Linked DNA regions of Homo sapiens: region 2 is linked to region 1. Evidence: chromatin loops called from intact Hi-C (ENCODE). Cell type or tissue: Caco-2. All regions are shown on one strand. Links, peaks and the distances in the headings refer to the core of each region. The heading gives the core; the rest is flanking DNA. Region 1 has its middle 47 kb from the start of TAB3. Region 2 has its middle 34 kb from the start of FTHL17.

Region 1 (8,177 bases), core at 2,116-4,615:
CTTTAATGTGCCTGAATCAGTCACGAATGGAAAGTTAAAAAAAATACCCACAACACTTTAAAAAGTCTGCCTCAGGCAATCTCAAAGCGTTTGACATTTCATTTATTGGAAAAATGTAGCTTTTTGTAATTAAAAAAGTTCTGACAAGTGAAAGTGACTTTAGCACCTGTTAAAATCAGGTCAGCGAAGCTGCTTATCATCTCAAAGTTTTTAATCTTAACACGGTGAGATTGGAGGCTGTGCCTTTTTAGCTGTACATGTAATAGGTAACTGCAGAGGGAAAATTTATCTCAATGTAACATTTTTAAATTGCAACAATGCATAGGCTTGCAGAAGCTTAGGAAATCCAAAATAAGTTTTATTCATGTCTTACTTTTATATGTACGTGTAAGGTAAATAAGCCCTATTAAGGTCATATTCTGTTGGAAGTAATCTTTGATTTGTCAATTCTGTCAACAGCATCTTGGCTACGATGGTCAATAACAGTATCCAATGGATTGAGATAGCTACCTACAGCAGTGCATGAAGACAATAAAAGCATTCATTATGCCAGCAAAATGCTCACTTCACTGCTTGCATTATCTAGGTTCAATGCATCCCTTACTGTTTGTTGTCATACTAGTGGATGCTGGGATGGTTGAATCATTGCTCGTAGTTTACTCTAGATACATAGTCTATGCAACAGTAATTACTAAGGAAAAATCGTCTACTTTCCAAACTGCTCCTGACTGATCATTGAACTGCAGCTTCATTTTATTTGCATGGCCCTGCAGTCTTCAGCCTCCTTCACTATGAGCTCTGTCTATTATCTAATCAGTTTCCTGCGTTCTGCCTCTTCTAGGCCTATAAAATGAATGCTCCAGCCTCTTTTCATGTGGTGGGAAAGGCAACATCCAGTTTGGGTTCTCAGCAAATAAGACTCTTGAATGCCAACTTTATGTTTTGTGTGTGTGTGTGAAGAAAGTAACATACTTGTATACATTTATATGAAAAAGGGCTTTATTGGAAGGATATGAAATTGCCCATGAAGTCAGAGAAAAAGCTGAACAAGTAGGCATTAGAAAATACAGGAACCGGGGACCCTCCAGGGATCGGGTAGCAGGAATTAAGGAGAATCCAAGATTCAATTTCTAGATGTGGCGGGTGGGAATTGCCTTGGTCTGGTTTGTATTGCATTGGCCAGGTGAAGGGTGGGACATCTTGATTGACAGTCCCATGGAGACTGTATGCAATGTGGAAAAGGGTTGACCAAGGGAAACTTAAGGTGCTACTGTCAATGTGAGGTGGCAAGCATGTTGTGTGGCAAAAACAGCAGATATCCTTGCACTTGGAAACACAGATGCCACAGTACTTATGGTCAAGTATCTTCTTTGGGTGTAGAAGTCCAGGGCTTTGCTTTTTAAACATTCCACACGTGAACTTCATAGATCTCCTCTGGGTAGCATGTATTTGGATTGTGGAGCCAGATTGCCTGGATTTGAAGCATAGTGCTGCCGTTTCTTAGCCATGTGTGAGCTTGAAATTATTCCCTCGTCAGCAACGGGAGGATAATGAAGGCATTTTAATCATATTGTTGTGATAATTAAATGAATTATCACATTTAAAACCCTTAGTTTAGTGTCTGACACCTAAAAGCTATATACATTTAAGCTATTATTAGGGCGAAATGGTGCATCATTGTATTGTATGAGGTCTCTATGGTTTAAAATACCAATTATGGTTATAAAAATTAAGAAATGGCTTCCCTTTCCTGGCTTCACAAAACACAATAATCCTGTTGGATTTTCCCCATGATGGTGCTGTGCTCGTAGACAGCCATTGTACTAGTTTTCTATTGCTGCTATAACAAAGTACCATGTATTTAATGGCTTAAATATACAAATTTAGTATCTTACAGGTCTGGTGGTCAGAGTCTCATTGGGCTAAACTTAAGGTTTCATCAGGGCTGAATTCTATTCCTGGAGGCTCCAGGAGAGACTGTTCCTTGTCTTTTCCAGTTTCTCAAGGCCACCTGCATTCCTTGGCTCATGGCCCCTTCCTCCAGCTTCAAAGCCAGCAATCGCATCAGTCTAGCTTCTGTGTCTGTCATCACATCTTCTCTGACTGTCCTGCCTCCCTCTTTCCCTTATGAGGGCTCTTGTGCTTACATTGAGCCCACCTAGATAATCCAGGCTAATCTCACCATCTATTTAATTTAATTACATCTGTAAAGTCCTTTTTGCCTTACAGGTTCTGGAGATTAGGATACAAACATCTTAGCCGGTGGGGAGGGGCAGTATTCTGCCTACCACAGACATTTTATAATGAATTACTGCATTCAAAATTTCTAATGATTTCTTTTCAAGAATGGCTAAGCTTGTTCACTGAGGTCAACATATCTCTTTTGTCATCTTGGGTCATATTTGTTAGAAGCCAAAATCGAAGGGTCGGTTTTTTTTTTTTTTTTTTTTTTTGGTGAAAGACTATATTAATTATTGAAAGATAGACTTCCTCTGTTAGGTGTCTCTCGGCTAGATTTTGAACTGTTATTATATAATAAGAAGGATTTGCTCCCAAATACAGTTTTTAACAAATTCGACACTTTCAAATTAGAAAGTCAAATCCTTGGGGTTTACATTAGGGGAAAGGTTTGTGCATTCCGTCTCACGTTCTAATTTACAGACTCCATCTTATCTGTGAATGGCTTTGTGTCTCATTCTAGTGCAGTGGTTCTCAACTCCCTCATCCAGGGGATATTTACATTGTTGATGACTGGAGGTGGGTGAGCGCTGCCGGCATCTAGTGGGTAGAGGTCAGAGATCCTGCTAAACATCCCACAATGCATGGAAAAGCCCTCTCTCCCTACCTCTACAAGATAGAATAATCCTACCCAAAATATCAATAGTGTTGAAGCTAGGAAATCCTGTTCTAGTGATTATCCCATTCTTTTCTCCTGATTATTATTTGACTCATTTTGAAAGAGTACTTTACAGGTTATAGGAAAGGTTTTTCTAGCCAATTGAATTTAGATTTTACCAAACTGTGGTTTTCTATTAAGCAAGAATAACTTGCTGTGTTAAAAAAATAACCAAAACTTTATGATGATTCTTTTAGAAACATAATGATATAAAACTGAAGAAAATTCAGGAAATAGGCAAATTCATTTTAGATTGTTTCAGGTGTCTTTTTATTCTAAGATTGCTCTAAATGAAACATTTATTTTCCTTTCTGTGGGAGGGAAACATAACTATAATTGCAAATGTTTTCTTAAGGGAAGGTTTGTGAATCTTTTAAGACATGGACTTTCCAATTCTCTACATTAATCTCTCAAAAAAACTCCCTGGTTCTGCAATGGCAATTTGTATTTTAGGAGTTTTCTTATGAGGCTATACTTTCAGAAATTATTTGCTGTACATGAGTACACAGTAGAAAATGGTCTTCTGGTCTCTACCTGACAGGAAAACGTGGGGTTTGCAATACCTCTCTCAGAGACCTGGAAGAGAAGGGGTTAGAATGAGTTATCATTCATGAAGGTGGTTTTATTTCAGAGCTGTGACTTTCTCCCAGCAGCTGGAGGCCAGCAGCTGGGTGAAAATCAACCAGTCCCCTGGAGATGGCAGTAGAAGGCAGAGATGAAGATCATTTGCTGACCAGCCACAGCCAGAATTGCAGGCTCTGGGCTCCGGATCATGATCTGTCCAGAGAGGCAGCCATGATGGATCCCTGTGGCTGCAGGGGACTGCTTTTGCTGCTGGCTTGTTACAGTGAAATTCCACCTTCCCCTTCTCTGAAGTTTAGTTATCAAGTGCTGCCTTAAGTCCTTTCAGTACAAGGTCTTGTGTAAGTGATTTAAATAATATTCCTAGTGCTGGTTAAGCCCTACTACATCCGCTTTAAGGTTAAGCCCTACCACATTCAAGAACCTATTGAGTTGCAGATGCAATATTGACAGGTACTAAGCTATTAAACGTGGTAAGAGCAGGTTCTTGGGCTGGAGAGGCTTAAAAACACACAGACCAATGATTCTAGTATTAATAAAATGTCATATGACTAAATAGCCCAGTGCTATGAAAGCCAACGGGTAAACTTAACCCAGCCAGAGAGGTCAGAGACACTGTCCTGATGTGATAGCACCTGAGCTGAATTGAAAAGAATCAAGAGGAGTTAGTCAGGTGAAGAAAGATCAAAAGAGTGGCACAGCATGAATAAAGATCTAGGGGTGGGAAACATCATAATATTTACTGGATTACTGGGTTCCAAAGTGTAAAGGGGACCTTATCCTTGGTTCCACTCCCATTCCACTTCCCCTCTGGTACCCTATTTATGTATCTTTATTATAATAGTGTTTGAAAATATGAATTTTCAATTTGGATAAATGGTATATTGCTCTAAATCACGTTTCTTGCCATTTTTGTCCAACTCTTTAAGATCTTGTTGCATAGCTCTATGATACATCTAGCTTTGTACTTCTAACTGCCATATGCCTCCACACCTTTTGCTTATCCAATGCATCATAGCTGATATTTGTTTTCCTTTATATATCCTTGTTGTGACAAACAGCTCTTTGACTGGCATTCTTATTCACATCCCCTAACCAGATGAAAATTTTTCTACTTCCAAATGCTCTGATTCAATAGGTCTCAATTGGAGCCCAGATGATATAGATACAACCAGGCTGCTATAGCAGTGAGGTGATTTACTGAGAAGAAAGGTGACAAGAGTTCTCAAATTCTAGCAGGCATCCGAATCCCCAGGAGGGACTGTCAAACAGATTTCTGTCTCAGGGCTGACACACTCTCACACACTGCACTTGCACTACTCTGAGTGGGTACCTCCTTACATTTTGCGCCCTAGGCAACTTCCTTTCCTAACATTAGTTCCGGCTCTGGCTGGACACACCCAGGGTTTGATTCAGTAAGTAAGTAGGTCTGCGGTGGGGTCTGAGAATTTATATCTCTAACAAGTTCCCAGGTGATGCTGTTGCTTCTGGTCTGGGGACCACACTTTGAGAATCATTGCAACCACTGCTTTAGGACCTTGCTACTTAAAAAGTTTGGCCTGCAGACCAGCAACAGCCACATCACCTAGGAGCTTGTTAGAGATGCAGAATGTGGGGCACCACTCCAGATCTAATGAACCAGAATCTGCATTTGAGCAAGATCTCCAGGTGATTGGCAAGCATGCTAAAGTTTGAGAAGCACTGCTTTGGGATGGATATAGGGAGGGTACATCTTTCTTTTTTCTTCTTTGTTTTTTTTTTTGAGACTGAGTCTCACTCTATTACCCAGGCTGGAGTGCAGTAGCGCAATCTTGGCTCACTGCAACCTCCGCCTCCTGGGTTCAAGTGATTCTCCTGCCTCAGCTTCCCAAGTAGCTGGTATTACAGGCTCCCGCCACCATGCCCAGTTAATATTTGTATTCTTAGTAAAGACAGGTTTTCACCACATTGGCAAAGCTGTTCTCGAACTCCTGACCTCAAGTGGTCCACCCTCCTTGGCCTCCCCACGTGCTGGGATTGCAGGGGAGAGCCACCGCGCCGGGCCTGGGAGGGTACATCTTTCTACCAAGGGAACTAACTACAAGTAGGCCCCACATTTTCCGAAAGCAATCAGTGGATGTTTTTAAGGTTAAGTTTGTCACTTTAGAGCAATGCAGTGAGGTTACATCCTATCCAGGTATCTCATCTGGAGGCACAGCGTATCTGCTTGCCCTTTATTGCCGGTGTTAGTTTTGATCACTTAGCTAGACAATGGTTGGATTTTTTTCTACTATAAAAAGATGTGTTCAGAACTTATGTTCACTTCCTGTTTGATGCAGTCACTACAGAGAGACTAGCACTTGATCAGCCATGAAGGTCAGTTTGGCTGTCCCTCTAGCTCTTCATTTTTGCCCCAGGACAAGTCATAAAATGATCAGAACATCTCTCTCCTTCAAAGAATGTACCAGGCGGACCTACAGGGCTTGGCCATGGAATGTGGTCAATCCATTCTTGAGACCAGATGAGCTAAAGCAGCTCCTGACCCAGAACAGCTCAGAGGTGAGAAGGTTAAGTTAATTTTCAGCAGAAGGGCGGAAACTGCAGCTAAAGAGATAATACGCTATCGATGTCACTTACAATTATCTTGGACAGCGAAGAAAAAGTTAATATCAAAATCACACTCACAGATAAACACACCTGATTCCTGATGTTCAGAAACTTGTTTTGATTTTTTTTTTTTTTTTTTTTTTGAGACAGGGTTTTGCTCTGCTGCCCAGGCTGGAGTGCAGTGGCATGGTCATAGCTCACTGCAGCCTCAACCTCCTGGGCTCAAGCAATCCTCCATCTCAGCTTCCCGAGTATCTGGGACTCAGGCATGCACCACCATGGCTGGCAAATTTTTTATTTTTAGTAGAGACGGGGTCTCACTATGTTGTTCAGGCTGGTCTCAAACTCCTGGGCTCAATGGATCCTCCCACCTTGGCCTCCCAAAGTGCTGGGATTGCAGGCATGAGCCACTGTACCCGGCCATGTCTTGCTGATTTTTAAAGGATCAAAATGATAGGAGTGTAAATTAGTTCAACCATTGTGGAAGACAGTGTGGCAATTCTTCAAGGATCTAGAACTAGAAAAACCATTTGACTCAGCAATCCCATTACTGGGTATATACCCAAAGCGTTATAAATCAATCTACTATAAAGACACATGCACACATATGTTTATGTTTACTGCAGCACTGTTCACAATAGCAAAGACTTGGAACCAACCCAAATGCTCATCAATGATAGAATAAAGAAAATGTGGCACATATACACCATGGAATACTATGCAGTCATAAAAAAGGACGAGTTCCTGTCCTTTGCAGGGACATGGATGAAGCTGGAAACCATCATTCTCAGCAAACTAACACATGAACAGAAAATCAAACACCGCATGTTCTCACTCATAAGTGGGAGCTGAACAATGAGAATACGTGGACACAGGGAGGGGAACATCACACACTGGGGCTTGTCGGGGGTGGGGGACTAGCGAAGGGATAGCATTAGGAGAAATACCCAACGTAGATAGCGAGTTGATGGGTGTAGCAAACCACCATGGCATGTGGATACCTATGTAACAAACCTGCACGTTCTGCACATGTACCCCAGAACTTAAAGTATAATAAAAAATTATTTAAAAAAACGATGCCTAGTCTAGGGAAAAGGAGTCATGTCTAGCTTTTGTAGCAATCTAAAACACCACCCTGTCTCATTCCTCCTTTGAGGCAGCATGTACGAACTCACCTATCTGTTAGAACAAGGAGAAACAAAGGAGCCAGCAATAGGGAGAAAAAAATACTGATTAACACTTCAGAAGTATTATCTGTCCATGCATCTAACAATATATAAAAAGATTTGGTGGATGAAATTCTCCAGAACACAATGATGCTCCCTTGAAAAAGGTAATAGATGTATGTTGCATAGTTACATAAACTCCTCTTGTGTGAACAAAGTAGAAACCCTCATGTGCAGTGACTGAGGGTCACTGTTGCTCCTGTTAAGCCAGGCAGGAGTATTCTGTGCCCCAGGTGCTGGGAAGTGTTGAGCAACTAGCAATCACCCAACGTAGTTCCAAAGGAATACCATCAGTAACCCTAGCGACGGAAAGCAGGAGATGTGTTGAGTAAACTAGGCTAATCACCATTTCTTAGATATGCCACATACTTTTATGACTCTGCCTTTGTTCACACTTCCGCATCCTGAAATACACCTTTCCTCTGTCCTCTTCCTCTCCAAATCCAGCTTGAAATTCTCCAATGCCCAGCTGAAGTAATTCTGTCTTCTATGAAGCCTTACTAGATTCCTCCCATCCCCATACACCAACTGAAATCTTTGTCTGGCTCTTAACAGATTATTTGTTTCTCTATTAGAGAGTCCATGTCCCTCATTTTTTCTGAAAATTTTTTTATTGTGGCAAAATATACACAACATAAAAAGTTATAATTTTAACCATTTTTAAGTGTACAGTGTCATTAAGTACATTCACAATGTTATCTAATCCTCACCACTACTTCTAGAACTTTCTCACCATCCCAAACAGAAACTCTGTACCCATTAAACAATAATTCCTAATTACTGTTTCCACACAGCTCTTGGTAATCTCTATTCTACTTTCCGCCTCTATGAATTTGTCTGTCGTGGATACCTCACATAACTGAAATCACACAATATTTGTCCTTTTG
Region 2 (8,177 bases), core at 1,878-4,377, 100 kb after region 1:
GCATCTCCTCATCTTTGTCATCTTCCAGCTTCCTTGCCACTTCCTCTCAGTCAGTGATGACCCGTTGTTTTCTGTCCACCCCAATCCTGCCATCATCCCATGAAGGTTGCCCCCCATGTAGAGAACAAACCACCCTTATCATTTCAAGCTGTGGATCTTCTCTTCTTCCATGACCTGTGCCTACACTCCCCTTCAGTCATTCACCCCATGGCCCTGTTCTGGATCTCGTCACTCTTAGAACTGTATCACCTCTGGCATCTTATGTTTACATAGCCCATTCTGACAACAATCTCAGTGTCTCCCCTCCCCCAGTTACTCCCACCACACCTGTTGGTTAACTTCAAGTGACCTCTCCTCACTTGACCTACTAATTTCCCCTATATAATATCAGCTCCCTCCTATCTTCCCTTCTCCATCTAGCTTAAATTCTGTGGTCCATCAATGTAACCTCTCTTTCACCAGGATTCTGAACAACGTTGTTCCATTGCCTGTCTAACAAATCAGTGTTTCTCTCTTGGATGAATTCTACTCTTGGATAAATCCACCTTCCTGCTTTTTGCTTATATGTAGACAGCTGAGCACTGCTGGAGAAAATCACACCACTGGTGTCGCCATAAATCCATGACATCTAACTTCACCTGAGGCCACCTTCCATGCATCCAGGAATCCCTTCATGTTTCCTAGTCAACTAGCTCCTTCTTAGTCTCCACTTTTTCTACCCTCATCATACCTCTGGTCTCGCTTCTCCCCCTTAATCTCTGCAGAAGTATCTTGGTTCCTACTTCACTGAGAAAAAAGTCATCAGGTGGGAGTGCACAAAATTTTTGGCTGCCAGACGTATAAATATCTCTGCAACTATACCCTTCTCTCTTTTTCCCTCCTGTAAGGATGGAAGAGGTGTCCCTCCTCCTATCTGAGAGTAATTCTACCTCTGTGTTCTGGCCCCTCTTCTACCATCTCCAGATTATCATCCATTTTCTCTTCTGTCTCTATCTCGAACACCTGTCTCCAGCCTCTCTGACTACTGGTGCCTTCCTGTCAACATTTAGAAACACTTAAGCCTTTCCCACTCTTAGCATGGCTTCCCAATCCTATGTTCTCTTCTTGTTACTTCTTCCGTTTCTTCCATTTTCTCCCACATGTTTTATGGCTAAACTTCTTAAAACAATTGTCTACTCTTGCTTTCTTCATTTTCTACCTACTATGGACTCCTCGACCCACTACAGTCTCATCTCTGAGCTTACCATACCACAAAAACAGCTCTGGTCAAAGTCACTAATAATTTTTCTTGTTAAATTCAATAGACTTCCTTCCTCTAATTCCTTACTTGCTCTCTTGGCATCTTCTTTGTGTTGAAACATTCTCTGCCTTTGGTTTGGTGATACAGGGCACCCAGGTTTTCCTCCTACCTATCTGGCCACTTGTCTCTCATACTGAGTATATTCCTCCTATACTTTTAGTAGAGATGCTCCTTGGAGTGCTGTCCTTAGCAATATTCTATTGTCACTCTATAAATGTTCGGGGGAGAGCTCACCATGCTCATGGCTTCAAATATCATCTGCTTGCCTCTCTCTCCTCTGGTTGTGCCCACATGATGGTTTTCTCTATTTCTTCATTCTCTACTGGTTATTCATTTCCTTCTGGTGGGGATTCATTATTTGTTGCCTGGACCACTTCCAACCACAGGACTGTATCCAGCACCTAAATATTTCTACCACAACTTCAGTTGGTTTTTATTATCTACTTTTCAAATAAAAGCTTATTGTTAACTAACCATGGTTCAGTGGCAGTTGATCTGATATGAGCAAATTTTCAGTAAGATCCTGGTTCTAGAACTCACATTAATTGACTTAATGGTGATTTTTTATTTAGACTAATTTTGATTTTTTTTGAATGAAGCTTAAAATTCCAAATTATATCCAGAAAATCTGTTAGGCTTTCAAAAGGGCATTTGAGATTCTACAGTGTAAGTGAACATATTCAATCCTGTGCATAATAAGCAGAAGGAGCCTGAGACTTATTTTGGATTACCCAGTGGCATTCTAAGATATCAACCTGATTCAACACAGCTTACAGATAGATTTAAGAAAATGGGTTATGTGGTTATTCTCAAACAACAATAGCCACCAAACCATCTAATAAAGTGTGTGGGGTGCAGAATGAGTATGTGATTGGAATATGGTGCATCAGCCTTGCAAATAGCCACTTACTTCCAGAGTGGGTTGCAATTTGCTCTACGTCAAATGAATGGTGAAACGGCTGTATTGATTCATTGCACGATTTCTAAATCTATTGAGAGAATGAAAGAAAGGTTTAAAAATTCTTGATTTTATGCTTACTTTTCAGGTTGTAGAAAATGGATTTGACAGAAAACACTTGCACCTTGTTTCACTGAATGAGATCCCTCAGATACTGTTTCCAGATGATGGTGTTCTCTCGCCAAACATACTTAGCAAGAGGAACAACACACTTTGAAAATGCCTATCAAAGGCATTTAATCATAGTATAAAGACTCCCGGGGCGAACGGCGTAGGACAATCCTGCCCTGTTCACCATTACAGGTTTATTTAATGTATTCTGCACAGTGATGCTTCACATGGCAGTGAGGATGTTTGATATAGGCATCAGGATGTTTCTGATCCCCTAGGAAGCTTTTCTGCCTCAACAGGTTGCAAGGCTCCATGGCTGCCTTTGATGAAGCCATTTATCTTGGTGCCAGCAGGAGGGTGTTGAAAGTGTGTGCACGGGAAGGTATGCAGCAGATTATGCATGCTTTTGTGGAGTTAGATTATTATTGACAGTCAGCTTGGAGAAAAGTTAGGTTATTTGTCCTTCTGTATAAGGCTGCTGAACTTCTTTTATGAAAACAATGAGTTAGGATAATAGGGAGAGGTTCTTTCATTCCACCTCCCTGCTACTTATAGGATGCTTCGCTCAGGAGATATTGTAAAACAATTTCCGGTAGGCGTTGTGCCCATAGAATGAAATAACTTGACTGAAAATTTGTGCATTCATGTCTGCTCATCTGTAGTCTGCACTTCTGGGCAATGTCTGTGAAAACCGCAGAACCCATGCTCAAAATACTAGATAACTTAAATAGTAGCATGTGCCTGAACCTACGTCTGTTAGCTTTTGCTGTGTAACGAGCTTTCCCAAAACATGGTGGCTTTAAGCAACAATCATTTAGCTCATAATTTGGCAGGCTTCCTGGGAAGTTCTTCTGGTCTAGTCTGGCTCTACTGATTTCTGCTGGTTTCCTTCATCAGTCTGCAGTTAGCTGGAAGTTCCAGCAGGTGGCCAGATGAGCCAGAATAGCCTCACTTAATGTGTCCGGCAGTTGGCTGGATATTGGCTGTTAGCTGGCTGACTGTGGTTCTTTTTGAAGTGGCCTTTTATCCTCCAGAAAGCTAACTGAGACTCAGTCACATGATGGCCTCAGGATCTCAAGCACAGGAAGAGGGCAAACCCCAAAATGCAAGAGTCTTCAAGCCTCTGCTTGAGTCATGTTGCTTGGCTGTTGTTCCACTGGTCAAAGCAAATCACTTAGTCCAGATTCAGAAAATAGAGGCAAGTGCCCCGCGTCTTGATGGGAAGAGCTGTGACATCAATCTTGCAAGGGTATGGATGTAGGGGGCAGGAGAATTTTTTATCATATTTTACAATTTACCACAGAGCTATTTAGAATTTATAGTGTTTTCACATGCATTAAACCTCACTATAGCTATGTGAGACAAAAGCTATGATTCCCTTTCCACAGATGAGTAAACTGGCTCAGAGAATCTGAGTAGTTTAACCAGGTAACAAGCAATAATGTTTGTGCCCCATGGCACAGCAGCCTGAACTGTAAAAATAGAGAAAGCCTCTGCCATGCCATTAATTCTAAAACCACATCTTTGGTATCCCAGCATGGATTTTCTGTTTGTTCATTTATCTCATATCAGATGGTTCCCAAATCTAATGAGAATCTCTGACACTTGTTTAATGTGTCATCTCCTGGCACTTGTTAAAATGCAGATTCCAGGGCTCCACCAGAGATTCAGATTCAGCCAGTTTGCTGAGGATTAGGGGTCTGCATTTTTGACAAGGAACTCCGGGAATCCTGATGCACATGGCCTGAGCTCTACAAGTTGAGAAATACTGGCTTCTATTATGATACTGAGTGTTCCCAGCATGGCGTATTTTCATGCTAGAAAGTCCACACATGATATTTCCTTTGGTCAGCTTTCCAGATCTATGAGTTAATAGCATTTGGGCAATTCTTTAATTTCTCTGAGGCTTTGTCTTGACAGCTTCAAAATAAGGACAATTGGAAAGACTCCCATAAGACTGGTGTGAAGATTAAATGACTAGCCTATGAAGCACTGAGCCCGGTGCCTAGTAGATCCTAAGTGTTCCTTTTTCTGCTTTCTTTATCCTGAGAAGCTACAAGACCAATTGATAAGGCAAGTCTATGAGATGTGAAAAAAGTTGTTTGTAGAATACACTGCAGACTTGCACTGTCAATGCCTGTAAGTGAGAAGTGATGGTCAAATATTCATCAGCATGTCAAAAAGCACATAGCTCTGTTTGAGAAAAAAAAGTATCAGATTCTTTAGACGCCTAAGAATCATGATTGGAAAGAGTGACGGGCTTGGTAGGCAACAGCTGTTGTCATTAGAGACCCAACTATATGCACAAGAGGCACAGAAGGGCTGGTCATGCCTCAACCCCTCCAGTCTTTTCCAAATTGCTGCGAACTTTCAGTGTCAGCACTATTGTCTGTACATCCCCAGACAATGACAAAATGTATAATGATTCTATATTAAGACTTGGCCTTACTCAAGTGAATCGTGTCAATGTGGATAGAATCCCTACAAAATATTTTCTTATAATAATATAAATGAAGCATCTACAACATGGCACGTGGCATATTATTTCCAGATCCTGTGGGGGTTTTTAAAAAAGCTTCTGTGTTAAAGTGATGAGCAAATAGCTTGTTTCCTGCAGTTTTGCTATTTCAGCACTTTCTTGCCTATTTTTTATGCTTCTTCTCCCACTGTATCTCTGTCCAGTCTGTTTCCCCTTTTCCTTCATAGCTTCTGTCTTTGTAAATGTCATGATTTTAATTCTTTGTTTCTTCTTTCTTGTGTGTGTGTGTGTGTGTGTGTGTGTGTGTGTTTTAAAGAAAAGGTGCCCTTTTTATCTAAACAATCAGAATCCAGTTTAAAATGAGTGTCTTTATTCTGTTTTATGGTATTTGCCTCTCTGCCTGTGGTCATCGTCTCTACCAGCAGATGGAGCACATCTCCTATGTTAAACACCACCGTAGGTTGTAGGGTGGGGTGTTTTTCCCTCATCTGTCATTTTTGCTGCAGTGAAATAGTAGTTGGAAGCTGGTGTAATACAAAGCAAACCCCCTAATCTCGGCTAGACTACAGCATATACTTTTCTGACTCATGTCAGCAATGCAGGGCTTAACAGCAGCTGATCTAGATAGGCGGTAGCTGAAAAATAATGAGGGTTTTGTGCATGTGTGCATGCTTTTGTGGTCTACCCTTTTTTTCCAAGAGTTGGCAGCTTTGCGTCAAAGGTACCCTTTCTTCTCCTCTCTCCTTTCCTCTTCTTCCTTTTGAATATCTTGACTTTACCTCTCTGCTCTTTCTCCTTAGTGTCAAGGCTCCCGGTTCACAGTGATATGCACTTGTCTTTAAACCTCAAAGTAAAATTATAGGTTGTTAGAGCGTGAAGGAAACTTAAACATCATCTAATATTGAAAGCAATAGGGCCCAGGTTAACAAAAGATTCATAATGAGATTTGGCACAGCCCATGTCATTGGATCAGACTGTTATTATGGTCATCATTATCATTGTTATTGAGCTGTCATTCCTTAATGTTGGAATGATGGCATACAGAATTTTCTTTTTCTTTTCCTTTCTTTTTTTTTTTTTTTGAGACAGGGTTTCACTTCTGTCACCCAGGCTGGAGTGCAGTGGTGCAATCTCGGCTCACTGCAACCTCCGCCTCCAAGCAATTCTTGTGCCTCAGCCTCCCAAATACCTGGGACTACAGGCATGCGCCACCATGCCCGGCTAATTTTTGTATTTTTTGTAGAGACAGGATTTTACTATTTTGCCCAGGGCTGGTCTCGAACTCCTGGCCTCACGCGATCCATCCACCTCGGCCTCCCAAAGTGCTCATATTACAGGCATGAGCCACTGCGCCCGGCCATATAGAGAATTTTCTGACTTGCCTGTTTTAACTAAAGTTACCGAACAATACTGTCAAAAGCTGATTTGATCATTTTAATCAAATCAACCAGCTGTTTTAACTTTGCTGTATGTTGGGGAAGACACAAGCCTGAGCTTTCGAATCAGTTTGTTCCATATGTTGCTGCTGCAGTATCATGTGCATTTGGAAACTTAGATACTTAGAATTTCTCAAAGGTCTGTCAGAATCAACTGGGATACTTGGAAAAACACAAATTCCTGGGCCCCATTCCTGTTCTGCAGCACTAGAATCTTTAAGCTAAGAGCTTGGGAATTTGCATTTTTAACCATTTCCCACAAGTGAGTCTCATAGACCTGAAGTTTGAGAACCTAAAACTTAAGATATGATGATCACTGATTCTTGCTGCATCTCATCTGTTTTGGCTGGGCCTCCCTCACTAACCACTTCCATTTTTGGGAAAGCAAAGCAAAGGGGCAGAACTTAGGATTGGGAATCTTTTTTCCTAATTCATCATTGGATACAGCGTACTTTGGAGTTAGATATACCTGAGTTTGAAACCAGACTTGACTAAATGCTTACTATGTGAGCTTCAGCAAGTGACTGACCTTGCTAAGATTCAGCCACCACATTTGTAAAAATGCGGGTCATCATGTGGACTTCATAGAGCTGAGGTAAAGATGAAATTAGATGATGCTTATAAAGGGCTTAGCACAATTCCCAGATGCTGGTAAGTGTGTAATACATGGAATCTATTATCATTAATGGCAGCATTTCCATCCACTGAAGAAAAATTCAGCCCATATGACACCAAAAGCATGATTCACAAAAGAAAAACTGGACACACTGGACTTCATCAAATTAAAAACTTTCGCTTAGAAAAAGACCCTGTTAAAAGGATAAAAGACAAGTCACCAACTGGGAGAAAATATTTGCAAATCACATGTCCAACAAAGACTCCTATCCAGAATATACAAAGAACTCTCTAAATTTAACAGTAAGAAAATAAACAGTCCAATTAAAAAGTGGACAAAAGACTTGTACAGAAACTTCAGCTAAGAGGATATATCGATGGAAAATAAACACATGAAAAATTTTTCACCATCGCTAACCATTAGGGAAATGTAAATTAAAACCACAATGAGATACCACTGCATTACAATGGCTAAAATAACAACAATTGCTGGCAACACCTGACATTAACATTTGCTGAAGAATGCAGAGATACTGAATCTTTCACACATTGTTGGTAAGAATGTAAAATGGTACAGCCACTTTAGAAAGCAGCATTGCAGTTCCTTAAAAATTAATCATATGCTTACTACATGACTAGCAAGCATTACACATCTGGACATTTATCTTAGAGAAATGAAAACTTATGTTCACACCAAAACCTGTGTGTGAGTAGTTATAGCAGCTTTACAGGTAGTAGTCCAAAACTAGAAATGACACAAACGTCTTTCATCAAGTGAATGGTTGAACAAATTGTGGTACATCCATACCATGGAATACTATTCAGCAATAAAAAGGAATGAACTATTGATACACACAACTAGGATGAATTTTAAGGTCATTATATTGGATGAAAAAACCAATCTGAAAAGTTGACATAGCAAATGATTCCATGTATATAACATTCTTGAAATGACAAAATTATAGAGATGTAGAACAGGTAAGGGGTTGCCAGGGGTTAGGGAAGGGGAGGAAGGGAAGGAAGTATAACTAAAATTAAGGCCGCATGAAGGAGTTCCTTTGTAGTGATGGAACAGTTCTGTGTTTTGATTGTGGTGGTGGTTTCACAAATCCATATATGTGATACAATACTGCAGAATTATATACACATACAAAAAAAATGAGTGCATGCAAAAACTGGTGAAATCAGAGTAAGATCTGCAGTATAGTAAATTGTATAGTATTGTGCCAATTAATTTCTTGGTTTTGATAATGCATGATAGTTATGTAAGAGGTCACC

The links. A loop is a pair of places that touch in the nucleus more often than their neighbours do. Peaks named below come from ENCODE experiments on the same cell type or tissue, not always from the same donor. Only the 100,000 strongest peaks of a DNase experiment are listed, where the experiment ranks them.
Region 2: it touches region 1 in a loop (20-fold over the local background); 4 of 110 quality-filtered maps call a loop at or near these places.

The regions. Positions count from the first base shown.
Region 1 is chrX:30,932,550-30,940,726 of GRCh38, forward strand. No RefSeq gene overlaps it. Among named protein-coding and RNA genes, the nearest start is that of TAB3, 47 kb to the left of the region's middle. In Caco-2, for the core only: no CTCF peak of the experiment used is centred there; a DNase peak (open chromatin) is centred at 3,642.
Region 2 is chrX:31,033,776-31,041,952 of GRCh38, forward strand. No RefSeq gene overlaps it. Among named protein-coding and RNA genes, the nearest start is that of FTHL17, 34 kb to the right of the region's middle. In Caco-2, for the core only: a CTCF peak has its summit at 3,274; a DNase peak (open chromatin) is centred at 3,326.